2 separate regions of the Mus musculus genome follow, and region 1 is linked to region 2. The links are chromatin loops, found by intact Hi-C in ENCODE. Cell type or tissue: left cerebral cortex. All regions are shown on one strand. Each heading gives the region's core, and the rest is flanking DNA. Links, peaks and the distances in the headings are about the cores only. Region 1 has its middle 6.9 kb from the start of 3110004A20Rik. Region 2 overlaps Gm12132 (a long non-coding RNA gene).

Region 1 (8,556 bases), core at 283-8,282, 320 kb after region 2:
GGGGTGAAATGAGTAATTCATTTCAGGGGAGGCTGAGAAATCATCCTTAAGTCTCACCCCAAGCTTTGCTGACATGAGCTACACTGCAGAGCCTTGGTCAAATGGGATGGAAAGAATATGCTGTTAGAATAATAGCTGCTTGGATGCTTACTGTAGCTGCTATGAAACTTGAACTCAAACAACAGATGAGATTGTTACACAAAGGAGGTACATACAGGGAAGAAGGAATGAAGGTACAAGCATACATTTATTTTAGGCTTTTGTTTCCTTTTTTGCCAACACCTTTTGGTTGTGGGAATAAAAGAAATGGAAGATAGAATTCAAACAGGAGAAAAATGTGGCTTCAAAATTATGTGCTCTGGATCCCAGATCTTAATCTGTTAACATTTTCAGCTGATGACCATCTCATAACTTTGTGTTCCTTTATGGTTGTGATTTAAATCAAATCCAGGATTTGTGTGTGGCAGCCAAACATGCTACCACTGAGCTACATCTGAGACACTTTAGGAACTTCCTCTTACACACCAACAGACTCTGCACTATCCACTCTAATTTAACTCCTGCTGTGCTTTCGTAAGAGTATATTTGTTCTCTCATAATAGAAAGGCTCATAAGCCTCTGAATGATTTTCTTATAGGCATAAACATCAACTCACAAACCAAGCATTCCTCATTGGTATACTGTGCTAATTAGGGAGTCTACATGCAATTGACTTTATGTAGTCTTGGGTTCATCGACTGAATGTATTTTTTTCACATATCCAATAACAATGTATCGATGTGAATATGTGTTGGTTCCTTACACGGGGAAAATAGACACAGGCTTTTCCTGTACCTGACTTACAATCTAATGGATTGTATCATTTGGTGAGAGTGGTGGCCAAGGATTCATTCATAGAACACTGTGCCACAGCATAAATGACCTCTGTCTTTATTTTACATTACAGCTGTCGAATGACCTAGATCCACTCAAATGGACCACTTGGCCATATTGGTGCTCACTGAGGCTTTATTCCAAGTCCAGTGTTTCCAAGGGCTAGAGCAATGACTTAGGATTTAAGGGTACTTGCCACTTTTGCAGAGGACCTCGGTTCAGTTTTGAGCACCCACAGATGGCTCAGCACCTGTCACTCCAGCAAAAGGTGATCAGGTAGCCTTTTCTGACCTCCTTGGGCATCTGCATGCATGAGGGGTATACACATATACTCAGGCACTTGCAAACACACATACAATTAATAAACAAAAAAGATTATTTTCTTAAAAGCACAGTTCTCAAATTATAGGAGTGGGAGGACTGGAATGAGATTATTCAGCAATTAAGAACACACACTGCTCTTCCAGTGGACTGCAGTTCAGGTACCAGCACCTATGGCAGGCAGTTCATGTAACTGTAGCTCCAGGGGATCTAATATTTCTGGCCTCCTTGGGTGCCCACATTCATAAGCATCGACCCACACAGATCCACACATATGAATATAATTAAGACAAAAATCTTTTTAAAAATAAATAGAATGGTGAAAAACTTGGATGGTTCTTCAGCACATAGTTTACTGGCCCAACATGAGCACATGACTCAGTAAAATCTACAAAAGGCAGAGCTAAGCCGGGCAGTGGTGGCGCACGCCTTTAATCCCAGCACTTGGGAGGCAGAGGCAGTCGGATTTCTGAGTTTGAGGCCAGCCTGGTCTACACAGTGAGTTCCAGGACAGCCAGAGTTATACAGAGAAACCCTACTAATTCCTACACATTCCCCAAGGAACAGAGACAGTAAGTTCAGAGATTGCATTCTCATAGTAACTATTTGTAACTAAAAGAAAAAATAAGGCTCCTTAACAATCTAAGACTAAATATCAATGGTAGGGTGGAGGTACAGAGAGATGACTCAGTAGTTAAAAGCTGTCTGCTCTTCCACAAGACAGAATTTCAGTTCCCAGCAATCATGTGACAGGTCACCACCATCTGTAACTCCAGTATTACCACCATCTTCAGGGCCCTGAAAGCAACAGGCATGACATAGTACGCAGACATACATGCAGACAAAACACTCATGCACATATTTTACAAATGAGTTTAAAGTTAACTACCATCTACAGACTTCTCCCTGCTACCTATTTCCAGACTAGAAACGAGCACAACTAGAGTACATGAACAACTGTTGGGTGGAAACCTTTGCAAGTAACGAAATAAGATTGAAAAAAATTATGTGAACAGGATACAACAGCATATAACTGCCTATAGCATAACAACCCAAGTGAAAAAGGCAGGGAGATCAATCAAACTCAGAAATTAGACCCCATCTCAAATAGATGGATAGATGAATGGATGAATAGATGGATGGATGGATGGATGGATGGATGGATGAAAAGAAAAAGCTAAAGTTTAGAGTCAGAGATTTTGTGATATAAGCTTCAAAGGGGACTTCTTATTCTAGAGTTTTCCATGTGAATAAATTAGACAAATCGACACTACTTTCTTACCATCTATGATGGGGATCTTAGAATGGTCTGGGTCCCCTGAGCAACCTCTTTCATAAGACAATTGAATATCTTTGGTTTCTCTTATACTCTTTCCTAAACATATGATTTATACTAGATTTAATTTGGAATAGAGACTAACGGATCTATATCTCTATATGTAGAGCAAAAAAAAAAATAGAGTGGGAAGGCTGTTAATAGCTTGTATAAATTGTAATCATAAAGAACAATTATTTCTCTTGGCGCTTCTGTAAATGTTCTGACTCAGCATTGGGTACCTGGGTCAACCATAAAGCCAAACAGGGAGCAAGCAGCTCTCTCTAATCGCTCGATTTTCCTAATGGTCAGTAAGCTTCGCAAATCAGACTGACATTGGGTTAGTGGATTTTTTTTAATCTCCTAGATGATCTGAACTGGAAAAATGGCTCAGGAGCGAGCCAATACTGACTTAATTTCCTTTACAGTGTGCATTTTATATCTCTGGTTGTTCTTGATTTTCAATAAATGTAATCTTACTAGAGTAACAACTTCCCATCCCTGAACCTAACCTTAGCAAGCCTTAAACACACATTCAAACCTGAACAAAAGAAAGAAGGAAGAGACTAATCAAGTCAATGGGTGACAGTAACGCAGATTACTCCCTGACCTCCAGACTCCCAAATCCTGAAGGTAAAAAAACATGGTTTATGTCCTCGTTGAGCTTACACTTCAGCCAGCATCAGTGTGCTGACCTCTGGCTATAGCCAGAACAACCCCACCTTCATTTAAACACAGATTAAAACACAAAACAAATAAAATTAGAAGAAAAAAGGAAAGGAAATTAAAGTAGATACATTGTTCTTTGGGAGAGAACCTTAGCCGCATATTGAATAAAAAGGTGGACTTTCCCTTCCTTGGCAGAGCTCAGGATGGCATTGATCACACCCTGTTGTTACCTTGCCCTGCATATCTATTACCAAAAAAAAAAAAAGTCTCTCCAGGACCTACTCACTGTCCTTTTGGTGATACATTTTCTTGATCTGAAATAGTCAGCTACTCCATGGAGGTTTTCATTGTTAACCCAAGCACCTTTTTGCTAAGCACAAAAGTCTCATTAAATGTGCAGAAATGCAGATCTCCAGGCCTTTCTCTGGTGACGCAGAGTCCACTGTAGAGAAGAAGATTCTGAAAACACATTTAACAAGCCTACTAGAGTATTCCATTCGTGGGACCAGACAGCAAGCCTTACATGCTATGTTTCATTTACTGCATGAAACAGTTCTCTTTTGTAGACATTCAACTGCAAGAAAATTAAATAAGTTGCCTGCACTTACAAAGTGAAATTTAAACTGCTAGCATCTTACACTTGGTGGAGTTCCCCAACACACAAAACACAAAGACAGTCCAATTGGCAAGCCCAATATCAAAGCATATTACACTCAAAACTACTAAGACTTAAGGACAGTACTCAATGAAGTCAAAAGGGAACCCAAAGTTGGCTTTGGCAAGCATCTGAGTTTCACCTAGAACCAGGTCCACTGATGGGAAGGCCATCAGAAGTCTATCAGCTCAAAACAGGTATGCAATTTCTATAAATGTGTTGCGGGGTAGGACAGGAATGGAAGTTTTACATGCAATTAATTGCAAAGACAGTTTTTAAGGGCAGCCTTCTCTTGCCTTTCCAAATTAATGAGTCAGAAAAGCACTACTCTCAATCGTATCTTTAGAAGTGAGCAAACCCCCTCCTGGGCTCCCATCAAACACAGCACAAGGACCTTCAGCTAAATACTGCAATGTCCTCCGTTTCAGAAAGTCGTCTCCAAGCTGTAAAAAGGCAGGCACAGGTTCTTTCCTGGAATCCCGTTCGTTTTCAGATGAACAAGGAGGTGGAGAATTAGATAAAGATTTATTGTGTGGGTGAAAGTGTTTTACAACACTGCATGTAACTAGTTTGAGATATATATATTGTTCTTTGAAGGGAAAAAAATGTCCTTTTTATTGATGACTAAAAACTTATGCAAGCAAAGAGGCAAAGTCGAAACAAAACAAAACAAATGAAATCTGGATCTATTGTTTGCAAGGATGCTGTTCTTAACAAAAGATTTTTTTTTGACCAGTATTACGTGTGTGTGTGTGTGTGTGTGTGTGTGTGTGTGTGTGTGTGTGTAACCTATTATTAAGGAAGAATTAATATTGAATTGCTTTTTGTTTTATATATAAAAATCCCATCTATGAATAGACCAAGCCTAGTGGGCTCAAGCTATCCCAAAATTAAACTTCAAGGCCAGGGTAGCTACCTGGGGGTTTGCATTCTGCAAAGCCTTGCCTTTTAAATGAACCGACAAGGGTCTACCTGTGCTTGTTACATGTCCCTTGGATAATTAATGCTGGTAATAACACCTAAGCGTTAGCACACAAAGCACCTGGAATGTGACTTGCTGTACACATTCTAATCACACCTGCCACCGAACTCTCCAAATGACCTTCTTCAAAACAATGACTGTCTTTGAAATCACAGAAAGCCAACTGAGGAGGAAGCAGTTCCCCAGCAATTGGCTATGGCTGAGTGGTTCATAAAGCCAGAGTGGCACCAAGCGGCCGAAAATGGAATTAGGCTGTCACTGTGTTTTCACATCCTCAGAATGAACCGCATTTAATGTTTATGCCTGGCTGTTTCCAGGCAGCAGAGATGGCAAGCCCAGAGACACTGAGCAGGATGCCACACCCAAGGGTGAGGGGTGATAGAGGTCCCCCTCATGCCTTAAATATGATTTTTAAAATTCTGTATGTCTGAAACTCTCTAAACTGGTATGAAGAGCTATACTTTAACCAACATCAGAGAGACAAGGGTCTCTCATCAGAGAGACAAAGGGAGAGGGAACCTCACTTTCCACAGTTTTGTTTGCAGTACTTGCATAGAATTTTCTTTTTTAAATCAAGGTTTCTGTCATTGTGTACACACAGGGAAAAAAGTGCTAAGACACGTTGTTTCTATATTCTCCACATTATATATTAGAAAGGAAGGTTACATGGGAAGAATGATGGGAAACCTGTCTATTCTCAGGTATTGTCTCTATGGCCTCTCATCCTTTTGCTTAACTGCTGAGCCAGTGCCTCCTGCTGTCTCTTAGCTCTCTACTGCTCCAAACATTTTGCTTATCTCTTACATACACGTATCTCATATATGGTGTCCTCTAGACTGGTCCCCCTGCTACATGTTCTGATTTCCCTCTTTTTAAAAAATATTTTTCCTTATTTTTCTTCTTTCTACCTCCCTCCTAATGGCTCAGACTCAAATAACTTGGGTGGCTTCAAAGACCAGTATCAGAAATGGCTTCTCCCTCCTGTGGCTTCCTATAATTATAGACATATCATTTTCCCACAATGCTTCAGCATCGTTAATCACTTCAAATACAGAAAGAGCCAGGCAAGCTTTCCTGTGAACAGAAAGCTCCAAGTCCCATTTCAATTTGTGATTATATCAATAATCTGGAGACTGTCGTCTGTGAACTAACCCATTTCTAGAAGAACCAGAAGGAAGCTGCTCAAATCTTATAGGCAAACCCTTGCTGACACAGAGAATATCTGCTTGTATGATAGGAAATTCCACATGACATTTGTCAGCTGCTTTGTCCTGCATTGCTAAGTGGCAAAAAAGGCAATTTTGTCTTCCCTGTCAGGACATTCATAGGGAGGACTGTGAGAGACACTATCATTAAAAGCATGAATTATTTGTAGATCTCTCTTGCACACAGCAGAGGCCAGTATGAATCTAAACTGCTTATAGATCAAAACAAAACAACAACAAATTAATCCTGCTGTACTTTTCTAAAATACTCTAGTGTAATTTTCCTGCTGCGGCCCCTATACCCTGAGACTACAGGCAAATCTTGCAGCAATTTCACAGATAATCTCATGGCAGATTGGAAAGATTAGAGGAAGCAAAATTTCTAAAGAAATCATTTCATACTGAGGCGGGGGAAGAAGCTTAACATAAACATCGTCATTGGTATTGATTATTTCTCATGAATACAATTTTAATGAGAGGATCCCCAAGCATAGGACAGTAATCACACAATGTCCAAAGAGGAAAATACCTCCAGATTTCATCCGAATACAACAAAAGAAAAGAAACACACAAGCAGCTGTGGTTGGGCAGTAGAATCACAAGACTTCAGGAGACTGCATTTGAATGCCTAGAGCTTACAAAAATAAGTACACTGATTTGTTGAAATAAATGTTCATTAAGCACACACGAATGATCGACAGTCCTCATGATGACAAATAAGATCTCTTTCCCTCATGAGGTTACCCTGAAGTAGGACTATGGATTTATGCTGTGTAATAATAATAATAAACAAATTAATATAATGTCCTCTTAGGTAAGGATGAGTGTTGCGAAGCAACATGAATCTACTGAAGACCTACATGCTGATGAAAGGTAAGTACCCTAGACATGATGGTGTCTAGGGTAGGTGAGTAAAGACCAGAAAGAAGTAAAAGATACAAGCATAAGCATATCCACAGCATCGATTCCATGGCAAATAGAGCTGAGCTTCAAGGTCTTCAGGCTGGGAAGTGTTCAGTTTACCCATCAAACAGCAGAAAAGTCATTGGGGCTGGAAGGTTCTAGGCAAGAGGGGGAATAGCAGTTTGGCTCACAGAGAAAATTCCTGACCACATGCTGTATAGACTGACAGGCCATGCTGGAAACCATGGATTCTTCTCTAAGTGTAATTAGGAAAGCACTGGAAGGGGATGAGAGGAAGGCAAATCGTCTTATTTATGTGTTTGAATGGTTGCTATTGCTGCTGCTGCTGTTGTTTGTTGTTCGGGAGGCTGACTGTAGAAGAGGTAGAACAAGGCAAGCTGTGGTATTACAATTATACTCCAGGAAAAAAAGGTGGGGGGAAGACAATTTGAATAGGGTAAGGTTTGTGAGGAATGAGGGAAATTTTCTTTACGAAAAGTTTATTATCTGAAACTCCTATGGTGCTTAGTTTTCTGTAAAAAAGGATGGAAAATAACCAAGAGGCAAAACATTGTATTCAAGTCTTTTAGGGCTAAGTACAGTTGTATCCAAGTCAAGACCATTGCTCCATCCTGTGAGCTTCTGTCACATCAACCCAATCCAGTGGCAGGACACCACAAAATCTTTGCCAATGGTGCTCAAATTGGAATAATGTAAAAGTAAGTAGAAAAGAAAATGTAAAAAATTTGCCTACTGTAGTTCAGGGAGAAAGCAAATTGTTCGTCACCGACTTGATGGATTAGTCATACTGAGGCAGAATTCCCATCATTACTGACTTTATTTAATTACACCTGTAGCTGCCAAACTCAGCTGTATTGAGTCATAATGTTTTTCCTACAAAGGTGGTTGTTATCCAACTGATCTACCATATTTTAACACCTTGCACTTTAATTTGCCTCTTACTGAAATCACTGGGGTTGTGTTACATTTTCAAGGGCTCCCAGCTGGCCCTATCTGTAGTCAGGGTCCAAATGAGGAAGCCATTTGCCAATGATGCCCTTTTATCTATTAAACCACAGCATGGAACATGTCACAAACAGCTGAATGAAAAGTAAAACCATAAACCCTCAGGCATCTGCGGGATCGTGATCCAAATCCTGGGAGTATATTAAGTTTTAGAACAGTTTACTTTGTTGTGGTTTTTATTCGGATGTTTACTGTCGGTATATTACCTCCGTGAATTTATTTTAAGAATCAGTTCATAGACTCATGTTTGTGCCTACCAATGATCAACTATTATTTCAGGAGCGTGTTGAGATTGGAGAAAATGTAGCCATTCAATCATTCATCCAGGTAAATATTCGTTATTATTAAGGTCTTATACAAAAGGCACTGTATACTGGAAACATAGTGATGGACAAACAGAAAAATCACCAAAAGGTGGCTACAAGAAAAAAATCTGGATGAAGAAATTGGACTCATTCATTCCATCAGCAAATGCTTATTGAGTGCCTTTGAGGTGTGAAATAATATGCAAGATGCTAGGAGTGTGATCGCAAACAAAACATACAAGGCCTTGCTTACTTTAGTTCTAGTTTTCTATGAAAGGAGTCACAGATCACCACACATACTC
Region 2 (8,556 bases), core at 160-8,159:
AAGAGAGGCAAGAGCTTGCCTGTCTGACCTTCCTTCTGTGTGAATATATAATGCAAGGCTGTCTCTGGAGTAGGAAGGATGCCCTCACCAGATACTGAATCTGCTAACAGCTTGATCTTGAACTTCCCAACCTCCACACTGGTAAGTTATTGACTTCTGTTATTAAGAATCTACCCAGTCTTAAATATGTTACTACAACAGCCCAAATTAAGGCATTAATGATACTCCTTTACCTATAAAGATTGTCCAAATTCTCCCCTTCTGAGAAATTGAATTAGTGCCTTACTGCCGAGGTAGTTAATCTCTTGCCAAGACACATACAGATGTGAGCCCAAAATGCACCTGCAGGACAGCTTTGCCCTTTCAGGTTCTTGGGGAGAATGTATTCTTAAAGCAGACACATCACATGTCCCCTGGTTCTCTTGCATATATGTTCTGTCTCTGTCTGTCGCTCTGTCTATATATCTTTGTCTTTCTATCTCTCTCATCTTTGACTCTCTTACTCTGTCTTTCGCTCTGTTTTTTGTCTCTCTGTCTTTCTCTGTCTCTTGTCTCTCTTTGCCTCTGTCTCCCTGTCTTTACCCCCACCCCCATCATCTCCTTGATTTTCCCTTCCTTTTTGAATCAATGTTTATGTTTTATAAGCATGGTTGGTGATAATGTCCAGGCCTAATCCAAGATAGTCTCACCTCATGACCCATTATATAAATATATTTGAAAGTCACTTTGGCCATATATGATAAAATATTCATGGGACCTGGAAATAAGAATATGAACATCTTTGGGACTAGTGGTTGTGTTATTCGACTACAGAGATCTTCACTGTTTTTCTGCCATTCAACAAAAGTTTTACACTTCTCTAGCCGCCACACAAGTCTAGTTTTGTCTGGATCAGAGCCAGAGACAGGTGATCAGCCAAGGCAGTCTCCTGTATAAGACATTAGAAGGACAATGTAAATGTAATGAGTCATAGAATATTATATTTGCAGAAAGCCTCCAGGGAAAGAAACCTGTTTGGGTAGTGGGAATACTGTGACAAGCTACTTAAAGAAGAGGAAGCAAGGAAAGGCTCCCCAAGGACACATTCTGGTAACAACATGGCCCCCATGTTCCTTAGGAAATGGTGCTCATTTTCTACATGATATTCCTTTCTCTTTGCAACACTGGCTCAATTGCCTTTCTCAACAAATGTTGCAAAAGTGATGTTCAGTGAGTTAGGAAGGAATGGTTGGGGTTTTCTTCATCCATCGCTCAGGTCACCACCAATACCACATATCAGAGACAGTTGAAGAGAACATGGCATGACAGATTTATTTAACAAGAACAGTATGTGACGTAGAAGTCTTCAGGTGGACTACTCAAAAAAGGAAGAAGGTGTTTGATGCTTATCTATAGATTCACTCAAGTGAGGACAACTATGTAGCAACATAAATGGTAAAAAAATCTGAGATAATGAAACTTGAGTGAGTGGAAAAGCCATCACACACCTGTTTATGCAGCTTCTTCCTTGTCTCTTGGTCCCAGCTACAAATTAAGATTCTGCTCAAGTGAGGTTCTTAAATTTTTTGTGGCCAACATTTTACCGGAAAGGGTGTGATCATTTGTAATATTAGGTTTATGACTAGCTACGAAGGAAAGGTGTTCTAGTCTCTACTACTTGCTTCAGAAAGAATGAGGGATGAGAAACAAGAGGGTGGGTGGGCAGAGAAAGACTTCTTTGTTTCGAAATATCCTTAGCTAACCTCTGTTAGAAGAAAACAAAATAATCAGCCCGGTCAGAGGTCAGCATATTCTATTCGAAGACTGGCTCCCATTTAAGTTGCATCATCTCATCACTGGAAAGAAGATTATTTATCCATATATTTACTGGAAAGGTTAAATGTATAAAATATTTAGAGCAACGACACACTAGAGGAAACACTCATAAGCCATAATGACCTTCTCAACGCTTCATGTGTAAGTGCTATTGAACTGGAAAGAAGGTATATTTCTCAACTCCCAAAGTGGTTTCTACGTGGAGCAGAGTAAAGTTAAAGGTAGCTCTATGTGGTTGTTTATGTTTACCTATAGTGAATGAAAATAAAATTAAAACTTCACTTCATCAATAGGGATAACCTTTGTCTTGGTGATAAGAAACTGTCCAGTATGTTTAATAAACTTCACATGTTATAGAATATTAGAAGGTTCATAGGGAGGTAGAAAAAGACAATGAGTCATTATTTGTGTGGTGAATGGCCATAATAGATCGGATATCACACATATATAACATTCAGGACTCTAAAATGGCTATTTAACTTTGGTTTTGAGTCTTAAAAAAAGTAATGAGTGTTTCACAGGTTGGTTTCCACTATTTAGCACCAGTCACTCTAACCCAATATTGGTGCTAAGGACATCAGTTTCTTGTAATCTATTTAAGACTCTGCATGTACTGAGTGAAGCAAGAAAGGAGTACATAATTAATTCAGGTCATATGCACATTATCAGAACCAGACAATGTGCATCAATATTCTATCTCCGATTATACCTGTCATTACTTCTAGGTCTGTCTGTTCTAGCTCTATGTTTCTCTCTTCTGGCCTCAGTGGTAATGCAGACTTAGAGCTCCAGATTTGTTTTTTTCCTTTTTTATTTTTTTCCCTGTTTGGTTGTTTGAAACAAGGTCTTACACTTGCTGAAGATGACCTTGAACTCACAGTGATCTTCTTACCTCATCCTCTCAAACCTGACAGCAAATGCATGATCCATTGTGTTGGGTTTAGAGTTCTAAATGTAAGCTAACACAAGAATATCTATTCTAGTATTCTACTCCTCTTTCAAGCATTGTTAACCAACCTGTAATATTCCCCTTATTGAGTTGGCAAAAGAATCAGCGTCATGAGAAGGGAAACATAGGAAACACCAGGCACACAGTTAATATCAGCACTTGAATATAGAATTGTTATACCTTGGTCAAGAGATGTTTAGTGTACACACACACACACACACACACACACACACACACACACACACAAAAGAAATCAAAGAAGAAGAGGAAAACCAATTTTCCCATTTAGACAATGCTAATTTCTTTAAGGCACAATCATTCTTCATTTCCTTTTCTCTTTTAATATAAGAAAAAATGCTCTTTCCACAAGAACTCGATGGAGCAACATTGCCACCCAGTGGCTGGCTACATTCATTTTGTGTCTAATTGTTCCCGGCTAAACAGAGAAATTCTTTCACACATAAAAATTGGAAGCCGGATTGCCTATTACCTGCGTGTGCTGGTATTTGGCCTCTCTTGTCACCCTCTTGTTTTCTAAATGATAGATACACAAACAATAGGAGCATTCTGAGAAATGGGAATTGTCTTAAAACAAAACTCACAGCATGCTTTTGCTATCAAACAGCTCAATGACAAGAGTGGTTTCAAGTGAATTTACAAACGAACAAGATGGATTTTTTCCCCCTTCTCATTTGTAAAAGGCTGTAATGGGCAGCAGTTCTCCAGGCTTACTCCTGCACCCCAGAGATACTGCCTCTTAGTTTTTTTCTATTCTCTAATAAATCTAAACGTATTCTGCTTGCAACATTAGAGGAGGAATACGACAGCACTTTCTGTGCAAGGAGGAAAAGGGGTTTCTAAAGGCTATGACAAGTGTTATAAATAGAAGTATTATTTAGTTTAAAGGGAGGCAGGATTTACATTTCCCAAATCGGAGACCACTCAAGCTTTGAGATTCAAGTAAGCAAAATAAATCTTAGGTTTTTGCAGTGTGAAATCAAAGCTCCAACTCTATTAATAGCAGAGGTGAGTAATAGATTTCTTTAGCTTGATGGTGGTAGATTTTTATTGCCCAATCTTCGTGATCTGCATAGCTCACCAACTACTTTTCAAAAGTGAGATGACAGGGAGTCCCCAGGCACCGAAATGGCATGCTATAAGTACTGGAATTTTTCTCCCTTGGAGGGAACTATTTGAAGATCTTGAGACGTCCCCACAGGATTTAAGCCCAAGGAAAGGAAAAAGACGAATTTCTTTTTAACCTTCAATCAATCAGAATGCTCAGAAAATACTATTCTTTTTTTTTTTTAACCAATTGATGCTCTTCAAATTTTCAACACTCAAGCAGAATGGGTTGGTGCTGGATGGATCTCATATTGTTTTATTCCTAAGGAATAAATATGTGGCATAGAAATATTTGCTTTTCTTCACTAGTTATAGTAAATAATTAATGATTCTTGAAAGACAATAAAATTCCTGATCTGGCTTTTATATGTTGTCGAAGGGGTTTCCCAGGACATTTTTAACCTTTGCCTTCTCATTTCATTTAGTTTTTAATTCAGTATTTTATGCTTCATTTTGCTAATAAATATAATTTACTGGAAGAAACTGGCCTCAGGAAAGAAATATATACAGGGAATATTCCACACAGTAAATATTTTCAGCAAAAAAAAAAAAAAAAAAAGAAAAGAAAGAAAGAAAGAAAGAAAAAAAGAAAGAAAGAAAGAAAAGAAGTGAATCTGGGAACATTCAGTTAATTTATCTCACTTCAGTGCACTAGTATGTAGTAATTTCAGTTATAACAAGTTCCATAGTTTATTTTAATATTTAAAACCTCATTGCAAACTGTCCTTAGAAGAGTGAAATTGGATAAACTAGTTTACAGGACGAGAATCTGAGTAAGAGCTTGAGATCTCTTGTCAGCCGAATTGCCTTCAACGCTACTTCAACCAGAGGTTACCAAGGAGTTGGAGTACGTTCCTTAATGCTCCTGAGCCTCAGCCTCCCCTGTACCATAAATCTGTTCTGTTGCTCTAGGAACAGTGGGTACTAACTATGGCAAACAGAGGGAAGAACATTCAGAGTGTGTTATATCTAGCAATGGAGTAAGAAGTCAGCAGAAAAGATGCCAGAAGTTAGTGACTTGTATCTTCAAATTGGAGCACTGGTATCATTCTACAAAATAGGCACACAAAAAAGAAAGAAAGAAAGAGAGAGGGGAAGGAAGGAAGGAAGGAAGGAAGGAAGGAAGGAAGGAAGGAAGGAAGGAAGGGAGAGAGAGAGAGAGAGAGAGAGAAAGAAAGAAAGAAAGAAAGAAAGAAAGAAAGAAAGAAAGAAAGGCCATAATCAAGGAGAAGACCATGAAAAATGTCCTAGGCTGTGAAATCAATGTACCTAACTGTCACTATAACTGGACAATCAGTCCCTTGTGTTGTAGTCTCAGATGATGACATTGCAGTTTTCTAATCTGCAGGGTGGCACCAGCACAGGTAGCTACCTAGCTTACAATTGCTGAATTGTAAGAGGGAGTCAAGTGTGGCATCCATAGCTCATCCTCACTGTGCAGCTAGGATTATTTAATAATATATGAAAAACAAAGGCTAACTGCACCTTTAGTCATTGATAAGACAGTACACATACTTGTGCCTGGCTATTTTCACCCAGGGAAGCAGAGTTTAATAACTGTCAGGTCACACAAAGTTAAACAAACTTCACACAAGATAGAACAAAAGGAAACTTAACCTGAGGAGTCTATAGTAAGTTCTCGAATTTCAGAGTTCTCTTTTTTAACCTATTGATTCTTTGCCATAGATGCTTTCATGTTGACCCTTCCTGGGTAGAAAGCATTGGGGAGGCAATCCCTGCCATCAAGGAGTTTGAATTCTAGTTGAGACGGAACATTCAAATGTTAAATATCTACTGAAGCCAGCCTCTAAGAAAGGTAGGGGAACTTAGGCACAGTAGATCAAACTGCATTGCACGCAGACTGCCAGACTGAACGGGTTTGATTATCAGGATTACCTGATGGAGCTCCTGGGAACTATGAGACCTTGGGCAGATTAGCCTAGCTTCGCTGTTTCTGCCATTTTATATCCAACAGGAAGATAATGTCAATGCTCCTGCAATAGAGGGATTAGGTGGAGCCTGTGGGTTGACATATGCAAAGTATGTGATGTACACTTAGCAAATAAACATTATTAATAGTGTAACCACTACCAAAATTACTCAGAGGCCAGAGAGTTTCAGAACCTTACTGGTAAAAGACCACAGAGGTGTAAATGTGCCTACAATACACATTTACAATTACACAGTCATCCAAGTAGAATCTAGGACAGTAGTTATATCTCAGAACAATGTTTCCTTCATGCTTATTGGATTTTGCTTTATTGGACACCAGGTTTAATAGCCAAGGACAGCCTCAAACTCATTATGTACCTGAGTGAAACTGGCCTTGAATTTCTGACCTTCCTACCTCCATTTCCTGAGTTAGAGCTATTTGTTGCCATGCCTAGATGATAAAGGTCTGCACCATGAATTTGGATACTTGTGAACCACATAAAGATCTACACACGGAGTCAAGTCCTGCATAGTCACTCCAGGTAACAATGGATACATACATGTATCTTTAAAATAAACTTTGGATTTCCAATGATTTTTACATTTTGCTTCCTGTCTCTTCAAAAAGTTAGAAGCCCTCAGATAGGACCTCATTATTCAAGCTGGTAAAGAAGAGTGGGTAAATTGAGGTAAGGGGAACCTACATGATCTCTCTAGTCAAAAACAGCATTCAGCATGAGGAAGTGAGGATGGAATTGACTTTGCTGACCAAAGCAAGGACCATTGGAGATGAGACAAGCTTTCAGCCACTCTAGTCAAGCAGTGCTAATTACCTGGAATGCTGGCCTGTCCCCAGCCTGCTCTTTGTGGCAAGAGACTGGGATATCATAAGTTTACACAGTCTGTGATTGGCTTGCAGATATATCTTGTTTGGAAACACGGTGTACAGGCTTAGAGTGTAGATAGAGCGTAGTTCCACAGAGGAGTATACGCCAGCATCTTGCCACTAAGGTTTCCGTCATTTTCATTTTTAATCCATATGTATTCTTTTATTTCTATCTCTATCCTACATTGCTATTAGAATTTTAAAAATTATTTCTTTCATTTCTAAGATTCTAATAGAACTATATATTTTTACCCCCTCTTTCCTATCTTCAAACCCTGCATGCCCCTTCTTATTCTCTTTCAAGCCCTATTTTTCATTAGTTGTTGTTGTTGTCATGGTGGTGGTGGTGGTGGTGGTGGTGGTGTGTGTGTGTGTGTGTGTGTGTGTGTGTGTGTGTGTGTGTAAACATTTGGTATTGGATAAAGAATTGTGCTCTTCCCTAGGAAACCTGATTTCTCCTACTTTAACATTTGTTAGCTGCATGTAGTTCTCTACATAGGGTTGAGGACTTCCAGGCTTTCCATTCTCTGTGCTGTCATGTCTATCATTTTCCTTGTTCAGCTCACATTTATGCAGTCATTTTGATGAAACTTTAGAGTGCAGCTTCTGAGATTACTCGGAGACAGCCTTACAGTAAACTCCTGATCCTCTGGCTCTTACAATGTGTATTATGTATATGAGTGATTTTCCTTCATGTATGTATGTATGTATGTATGTATGTATGTATGTATACGAAAATCATGCGTGGGACCTATGGAGTCCAGAGGAGAGTTTCAGATCCCTTAGAGTTGGAGTTAAAGATAATTTTGTGCTGCCTGATATGGGTGCTGGGAAGCAAACTGCATCCTCTGCAAGTTCACCATGTGGTCTTAACTGTTGTGCCATTTTTTTCCCCAGCCCCACCAATGGGATTTTTGATCTATGATGATACGGAATTGAAATAGAATGACTGCGTTCAGTGAGGTTTGAGGTATGGAGTTATGGATTTAATTGGGAAATTAATCTTATGCTCTCTCTATATTGATTATCATAGAGGATTCTCTCTAAATGCCAGCACTTTATATGGGCTGTGACTTCTCCAAAAGCTGTATTATTAAGTTTTTATTAGTTATCTACCAAGTTCTATGTAGTTGAGGGTAAGGAATAGTGCATCATTTCCTATGCCCTATTCTGTTCGTCCTCAGAATAAATTCCAGTAAGCTCAAGTGAGATGGGGTCATCAGGTTTGGTAGCAAGTGTCTACACATTGGGCCATTTTGACAAGCCCAGAGGAAAGAGACTTCTTATAAACTGGTGTACGGATGAGGCTTTCCATAGGAAATTCTGAAAGAAACCCTCAAATGTAATCACATACCCTGCCTGCCTGCCTGCCTGCCTGTACACATACTCACTGGTCATCTTTCCTTTATAATAGGGGTTTCCAAACTCCAGTTTTGGAAAAATGTGCAGTCATATGTGTATATATGTGTGTGTGTATGTATGTATGTATGTACACACACACACACTTTGCTTGGTGGATTTTGCAGTTCAGTGACTAGGTTAAATCTGGCAGTGCATCCCTGGAACGTAGGCAAAAGCTAGATTACTACCTGGCCCTTTATAGGAAAAAAATTGCTGATCTTTTCTCTAGAAAACTAATTCCTAAATGGTATCTCTTAAATTAACACTCATAACAGACATTTAGATCACTTTACAGATGCCAGAAACTGCTTAGGAGAAAGTCTGAATGGCCTCGGTTGTAAAACCATAGATGCATTAGAAATAAAATTTTATTCCCCTCCTCCTGAAATTTCTTCCAATTGTTTTCTTTGAAACCATTCTTTGTAAAATGAGATCCTAGGGGCAGTAT

The links. Hi-C counts contacts between places; a loop is a spot of excess contacts. Peaks named below come from ENCODE experiments on the same cell type or tissue, not always from the same donor. Only the 100,000 strongest peaks of a DNase experiment are listed, where the experiment ranks them.
Region 1: a loop joins it to region 2, with 3 times the contacts of the local background. A loop is called at or near these places in 5 of 42 quality-filtered maps.

The regions. Positions count from the first base shown.
Region 1 is chr11:40,464,477-40,473,032 of GRCm38, forward strand. No RefSeq gene overlaps it. Among named protein-coding and RNA genes, the nearest start is that of 3110004A20Rik, 6.9 kb to the right of the region's middle. In left cerebral cortex, for the core only: a CTCF peak has its summit at 5,054; a DNase peak (open chromatin) is centred at 5,048.
Region 2 is chr11:40,146,342-40,154,897 of GRCm38, forward strand. All of the region lies in intron 5 of Gm12132 (a long non-coding RNA gene), which reads left to right. Among named protein-coding and RNA genes, the nearest start is that of Gm12132, 140 kb to the left of the region's middle. In left cerebral cortex, for the core only: a CTCF peak has its summit at 3,163 (motif pointing left); a DNase peak (open chromatin) is centred at 3,164.